Linked DNA regions of Homo sapiens: region 1 is linked to region 2. Evidence: chromatin loops called from intact Hi-C (ENCODE). Cell type or tissue: right lobe of liver. All regions are shown on one strand.

Region 1 (4,000 bases), 48 kb after region 2:
ATGGCAGCAGGAGACAGAGAGGGAAGGGGGAAGTGCCACACACTTTTAAACCATCAGATCTCGTGAGACCTCACTATCACAAGAATAACAAGGGGCACATCAGCCCCCATGATCCAGTTACCTCTCTCCAGGCCCCTCCTTCAATTCAACATGAGGTTTGGGCAGGGACACAAGTCCAAATCATATCATTCTGTTCTTGGCCCCTCCCAAATCTCATGTCCTTCTCATATTCCAAAATACAAATATCTCTTCTCAATAGTCCACCAGTCTTAACTCGTTTCAGCATTAACTCAAGTTTATAGTCCAGACTCTCCCCTGAGACAAGGTAAGTCCTTTCCACCTATGAGCCTGTAAAATCAAAAACAAGTTAGTTACTTCTGAGATACAGTGAGGGTGCAGGCACTGGATAAATGCTCCCATTCTTAATGGGAGAAATTGGCCAAAACAAAGGGGCTACAGGCCCCATGCAAGTCTGAAGCCCACCAGGAAAGTCATTCAATTGTAAAGCTCCAAAATAATCTCCTTTGACTCCATGTCTCACTTCCAGGTCATGCCAATGCAAGGGGTGGGCTCCCAAGGCCTTGGGCAGCTCCACCCCTGTGGCTCTGCAGGGTACAGCCCCCTTGGCTGCTTTCACAGGCTGATGTTGAGTGCCTGTGACTTTTCCAGGTGCATGATGTAAGCTGTCAGTAGGTCTACCATTCTGAGGTCTAGAGGATGGTGGCCCTCTTCTCACAGCTCCACTAGGCAGTGCCCCAGTGGGCATGCTGCATGGGGGCTCCAACCCCCCATATCTTCTCTGCACTGCTCTTGTAGAGGTGTTCCATGAGGGCTCCACCAGTGCAGCACACTTCTGCCTAGACATCTGGGCATTTCCATACATTCTTTGAAATCTAGGCAGAGATTCCCAAACCTCACCTCTTGCCTTCTGCGCACCCATAGGCCCAACACCACACCTTGGTGTGGCCATGGCCCAAGCCACACCTTGGTCCCTTTTAGCTATGGCTGGAGCTGGAGCAGCTGGGGTGCCATGTCCCAAGGCTACACAGAGCAGCTGGCCCTGTATCTGGCTCATGGAACCATTTTTTCCTTCTAGATCTCCAACCTGTGATGGCGGGGTCTGCTGTGGTGGTCTGTGAAATGCCCTAGAGACACTTTCCCCCACTGTCTTGGCTGTGAACATTCAACTCCTCTTTACTTATGCACATTTGGGTGATAGACTTGAATTTTGCCCCAGAAAACAGGGTTTTTTTTTTGTACCACATGATCAGGCTGCAAATTTTCCATACTTTTATGCTCTGCTTTTTAAATATAAGTTCCATTTTCAGATAATCTCTTTGTTCATGCATATGAGCCTACACTTTTAGAAACAGTCAGGTCAACTCTTGAATGCTTTGCTGCTTAGAAATTTCTTTTGTCAGATACCCTAAATCATCTCTCTCAATTTCAAAATTCCACAGATCTCTAGGGCAGGGGCAAAATGCCTCCAGCCTCTTTGCTAAAGCATAGCAAGAGTGACCTTACTCTAGTTCCCAATAAGTTCCTCATCTCCATCTGAAACCACCTCAGGCTGGACTTCATTGTCCATATCATTATCAGCATTTTGGTCAAAATCATTCAACAAGTCACGTGGAAGGTGAAGGGGAAGCAGGCACCTTCTTCACACGGCAATAGGAGAGTGAAGGGGGAAGTGCCACACACTTTTAAACCATCAGATCTCATGAGAACTCACTGTCACAAGAACAGCAAGGGGGACATCCATCCCCATGATCCACTCACCTCCTACCAGGCCTCTCCTCCTATTTGACAGGAGATTTGGATGGGGACACAAATCCAAACCATATCACACTGTAACAATAGATATATGTCATTATAAATTTGTCCAAACTCATGGAATGCACAACGTCAAGAGTAAACCCTAACATAGACTCTGGGTAATACTGATGGATCAATGCAGGTTCATCGATTGTGACAAATATACCACTCAAGTTGGGGAGTTTAATAATGGAGGAAGCTATGCATGGTGAGGAAGGGGAGATAAGGGAAATCTCTGTACCTTCCTCTCAACTTTGCTGTGAACTTAAAACTGCTCTAAAATATAAAGTCTTTTTTAAAAATAGTGCATTTATAACCACTGTCACTACCATTACTACTGCTTCTAGTACTTATACCCCTTTTCTGCTACATATTTCTCCTTACTGCTTAGTATTTAATCACCTTTTAATGCATATATGTGTGATATTAATGTATATTAAATATATTGTAATGAATTTATGGCTCACTCTGGAGAATGGAATTGGATAGGTAGGTATTTGAAGCACAGTGTTTACTTTTTTACTTTTACATCTCTGAATAGTATTAGAGTGTCAATGACAACTTACCTGATAAAGTTTTTTGAGCATTGGCCAGGCGCGGTGGCACACGCCTGTAATCCCAGCACTTTGGGAGGCCGAGATGGGTGGATCACGAGGTCAGGAGATTGAGACCATCTTGGCTAACACGGTGAAACCCCGTCTCTACTAAAAAATTACAAAAAAGTTAGCCAGGCCTGGTGGTGGGCGCCTGTAGTCCCAGCTACTTGGGAGGCTGAGGCAGGAGAATGGCATGAACCCGGGAGGTGAAGCTTGCAGTGAGCCGAGATCATGCCACTGCACTCCAGCCTGGGCGACAGAGTGAGACTCCATCTCAAAAAAAAAAAAGTTTTTTGAGCATTAAGTGATATAATATCTGAATAGTATTTAGCACAGCACTTGACATAATGAAATTCTGCCTGTATTCATAACTACTATTGTTGGAATTGTTAAGTGACATGTCTCAGCAATGCCTGTATGTATGAAGGTTCAGTCTGTGTCCTGTGTGTTCCATCCAAGTCAAAGGATAATAGAGTATACCAGAATGAGATTATCCAAGGCCTTTGACATAAGAATTTCTAGAACTATCTAGTTAAATTGGAAAGAGCTGCTAAAGACTCATTTTGGAAATATTTACAAATAAGTGTTCTATCCTCTCTTATGACATTAGATATATCAACCTTGGAAATGGATGCTTATGTCAACTGAGCACGCAGTGATTTTTCTTTATACCAAGTGATGTTATCTTTGATCCAGTGCTGACCCAGGCTCTCTTTGCCACTGTAGTAGAGGATTTAACTGATAGTTCTAGCTCTCTTCTGCCTGATCTTGTCCTGACCTCTGAAGAGGAGATGAAGCCCTCTTATATATAGATGGTCTTGTCTGCAGCTCGTCTGTAACTTATAAGCTAAGATTTCAGAAGAGAGATATATTAGACAACCCCTCTAATCTTTGAAGCATCTTTAAGGTCCACTTGCACCCTCTCTTGTTCTGATTATGGCCTCTAGTAAATTTTAATGATAGAAAAAAAAAACAGCTTTTATTTTGGTGCATTAAGCTTATATTGACCTTTTTGAGTATAAAGTCAGATAAACTGAAATTTAACACTTGTTCTCTTTCTGAAATGTGTTTACCCTTATATATTTTTCGCTTACTCTGTTGAGTTTTTAAATACTAATTTTAAAGACTCATAATTAGGTGACATTTTATTTTTACTCAGTTTAAGAATTTAATTCATATTTTATTAATGAATGTAGACTAGTATACTATATTTTCAAAATAAAGGAGAGCCTATGTGTTACAAAATAGCATGTAACATGATTTTTTAGCTTAATTTTTCATTGTTGAAAATAAATATCTCTATATGTTTATAAGTTACATTTTGGATCTAAATCTGTACATTGGTTGTTACTTAGTTCTTGTATTTTATATATGAGTTACATAATTGGTTATGCATGTCTGTAAGCTTTATGTATTTTATATCTAGTTATATTTTTCTGTTAATTTCATTCACATTTTTTAAATATTGAAATTATTTCACAAAAAAATACAGTATTTGTGTTTTAAAATAATTTAATCCTTGGTAGATAAGTTTATAAAACAAAAATAGTAACAGAGTTCTTGCCATTATACACGTTTTACCTTATTAA
Region 2 (4,000 bases):
TTTAGTGGTTAGGAAAATATAAAATCAAACAGAGTGTTTTTAGTCTTCAGATTGATAGGAATGTAAGTTTAATAAGTTTTTTGTGAGTTTAGGCAAAATGAGTGCTTGTATATGTTGCGGATACAATGGTGTATTGATACTTTTGTTTTGGGGGGCAGCGTAACCGTAGGTCTCAAAATGAAACAGGCACAGAGACTATGACCCAAGAATCTCACCTCTTGGTTCCCCTGGGAACTCTCTTGCATTATGCCTAAGGAGGTATTTTGCAATTCAGGAGTTTTACTATCAATCTTCATTCAAAAACTTCGTTGCATTTTGTTGTTGCATTTGTGCACAACAGTTGTAATGAAAATTTGAGAGCTACCTAAATGTGCTTTTGTTAGCATGATGCATTCATGCTGTAGAACATTAGCACTGACACAGATCTCTAGGACATATTGTTGAATGTAAGGGGTAAATTACAGACATTGTATGTAAACATCAGTGGTAACAGCAGTTACCACTAGAACTGTTCACAGTTCTTATCACTGGGAAAGCTACTGAAATTGTGGTGACAGCTATTTAGGTTTAGCCTTATCTCAGTTGTTTTTATTAACTTTTTAAAGAGAAGGTATATTTATTCAAAGAGAGAGTATATGTAAAATTACTATAGCAATTCTTTCTATAAACCTCAGTTCAAGTCTCATTTCCCACTATCCCAGCCCATTTTGAATATTTTGTCAGTATCACTTATTTGGCACTTGGCAGGTGCTCTTGTACATATGGTTGTTTGCTGTGTGCTCTGTCTTACCAATTAAATTATAGGTGCCTTTGACAGCTTAGGACATACCTAGTCCTCTTTTTTTTTTTTTTTAACATAATACCAAAAGAGAAGGCCTTATTTGATAAAAAAATTTATCATGAATGTCTTGCATTCTTTGGATAATATTTTTGTGCTTTTTAGGTTTATAACTTCCATAGTAAATCAGTTTTATTTCTAAATTTACTTGAATTTTTAATTATTTATTAGCAATTATATTTTAAACACTCATAAACATGGATGTTTAAAAATGAAATTGTTCAAATTATCTTACTTTTCTTTCTAGGTCGTTTATACGCAATGCAGACTGGAATGAAGATCGATAGTAAAACTCCTGAATGTCGCAAATTTTTATCAAAGTTAATGGATCAGTTAGAAGCTGTAAGTTAACCACTGATCATTTATTTTCTGGTTATGGTTAAAATACCATTTTATTCATTTGCGTGTCTGTGTTGTCATTTTAGTTCTTTCCCTTGGCAACAATCAAACAAAGCCATTATACCTGAGGAAAAACTAGTAATAATTTATTTTCATTTATTTGCTGTATACTTCCAGAGAGGTTATGAGTGTTAATTAAAGTATGTTCAAGTATCTTTGCATATGCCATCATATCTTGTTCCACATTATTATAGATGGCCTTTGGCTCCTCCTTTTATAGGTGAAAAACCCCTCCTTTTTTTTTTTTTAAGTTGAGACAGGGTCTCACTCTGTCACCCAGGCTGGAGTGCATTGCAGTGGCGTGATCTCTCGGCTTGCTGCAACCCCCACCTCCCAGGTTCAAGCAATTCTCTTACATCAGCCTCCCACGTAGCTAGGACTACAGGCACACGCTAAACGCGCCCGGCTAGTTTTTTTGTATATTTTGGTAGAGATGGAGTTTGACCATGTTGGCCAGGCCTGTCTGAAACTCCTGACCTCAAGTTATACACTCACCTCAGCCTCCCAAAGTGCTGGGATTACAGGCATGAGCCACCATGCCCAGCCGTGAAAAACCCTTTCTAACCTTCCCTTGCAGTCACGTGGATGATTAATTTGGGAATCTTAATATTTCTTATAATAATGAAATAATGGGCTGTGTATTTAGTGAAAGGAACAATGAAGGAAATGATGCCAATTACTTATCCTTTCTTCCTCCCTCTCTGGGGTCCCAGGGCAAGATATTCTTATGGTTTAGGCATCCTTCCCTCCTAGCAGGAATGTCGTAGGTGACTAATTAGTCACCTTCTTGAACCTAATATAACGTCACAGATCACTGTAGAGGTACTTTTGGAGAAGTGCCTATTGGATTGGATGTCAGTGCATAAAGAAGGCAGTGCCAACCTTAGTAGTCACACTTAGTAATGAGGACTCTGTCCTGTAACTCCTGGACCCAGCCATACCTGGTTTCTCTTTTAACAAAGTCAGGGTACACTCATTAATTCATCTCCTCCAAGACTGTTACATTAATAGTCGTGACTTACTTTTTATTTGCTTATTTAGATATCCAACCTCAGGAGAATTAGAAACCTATTCTATCAGTTGTATTATTTTGCTTAGAGAAAATTTAGACAAATAAAAACCAAAATGAAAACACACTAGTCAGCCCAGAGCTTTTTATTGTTTTCATTGTTTTTATGTATTGTTAGGAGGTTATGATTCAAACAAGACTTATGCGAAGACAGAACTTCCTACCTAGTTGTATAAAGCAGCCATGGGCAGTAGTGTTCTCTCTCACTTGGTGTGGCTGTCTGGCTTACTGACTCCTGTCGTCTGCTACTGTTAACTACCCAAAATCAGCCTCATGGCAGCACTGAGGAAATTCAGCTGTTCTGGAGCCTATCTGGCCTTGCATTTCTACAGCTGCTTCTATGGATACAAGATAAATTTGAGTACTCTCTTTCTAGGGAATGGGTTGGGGTAGAAGGGAGAATGTTTCTCACACATAGCAGTATATTTGTAAAATCCAACTCTAGCATTTTGTATAGTATAATGTCTCTTTATTAACTTCACTGTATAGCAGTAGTAGCTCAGATAATAGTTCTTGGGTAAGACAAAATTCAAACGTTTTCTGAAGTGTAAAATCACATTTATAAAGGGACTCATCAGGAATTTATCACTATCTGCATTAAATGACAGGTAAGATAAATGTATTCCATGGTAAGGGCACACTGTGGTGTTTGTATTACAGTTTTAAAACTTCAAGTATATTATGTTTTTGCTGTCAGGTATTTTCTGATGAAGATGAGATGAAGTGGCCTACTCTCACTAAAATTGTTCTACAATGAAATCTGCCTTTACAAATGATTTTGCAGTTTGGATACACAAATTACTGTTATCTGTGGGGATTTTTTTTTTCTTTTTTCTGTTCTTGTTCAGGATAAACATAGATAAAATTTCCTTAAATTTCAGCATTAAATCTTTTCTGGACCATAAGTTATTCTGTTTAATTATGAAAGTATTTACTTTGCTGATTTTATGAAAAATCCTGGGGCTTCTTTTAATTTAATTTTTTACTTTATAACATCTTTGAAAAAAGCAGTTTTTAATTAACTAGTTTGATGCTCAGATCTGATACTCCAGAGAGTTATTTTATTCCTGTATTGTAGTCTGAGTAAAAATTAGGAACTTTTTTTAAATGCTTTAAATTATTGTGTCTATAGAAAAGGGCTAAAAATTTACAGATAGAAGTTGCATTGATTGCAGGTATATATTTGTCTAATTTTTAAAAGCTTCCATAATTTGATTCTGAGTTTGTCATCTTATACCTTACTTTGAATTAGATCTTTTTTGTTTTTCACACTATGTGCTCTGAGAGATATCATTATTATTATTATTATTATTATTATTATTATTATTATTATTTTGAGACAGAGTCTCGCTCATTCGCCCAGGCTGGAGTGCAGTGGCGCGATCTCAGCCCACTGCAAGCTCCTCCTCCCAGGTTCATGCCATTCTCCTGCCTCAGCCTCCCGAGTAGCTGGGACTACAGCTGCCCGCCACCATGCCCAGCTAATTTCTTTTTGTATTTTTAGTAGAGACGGGGTTTCACTGTGTTAGCCAGAATGGTCTCGATCTCCTGACCTCGTGATCCACCCGCCTCAGCCTCTCAAAGTACTGGGATTACGAGTGTGAACCACTGTGCCCGGCCGAGAGATATTATTTTACGACATGATGAACCTTCTAGTCTTATTTTTTTTAGATTTGACAGAAATTGAAATGGGA

The links. Hi-C counts contacts between places; a loop is a spot of excess contacts. Peaks named below come from ENCODE experiments on the same cell type or tissue, not always from the same donor. Only the 100,000 strongest peaks of a DNase experiment are listed, where the experiment ranks them.
Region 1: a loop joins it to region 2, with 2.2 times the contacts of the local background. A loop is called at or near these places in 27 of 110 quality-filtered maps.

Annotation. Positions count from the first base shown.
Region 1 is chr6:142,212,754-142,216,753 of GRCh38, forward strand. All of the region lies in intron 7 of VTA1 (vesicle trafficking 1), which reads left to right. Among named protein-coding and RNA genes, the nearest start is that of LINC02919, 45 kb to the right of the region's middle. In right lobe of liver, no CTCF peak of the experiment used is centred here; no DNase peak of the experiment used is centred here.
Region 2 is chr6:142,165,143-142,169,142 of GRCh38, forward strand. VTA1 (vesicle trafficking 1) reads left to right here. Exons shown (of 8, transcript NM_016485.5): 2 at 1,086-1,180. Among named protein-coding and RNA genes, the nearest start is that of VTA1, 20 kb to the left of the region's middle. In right lobe of liver, no CTCF peak of the experiment used is centred here; a DNase peak (open chromatin) is centred at 1,639; H3K27ac peaks cover 709 bases.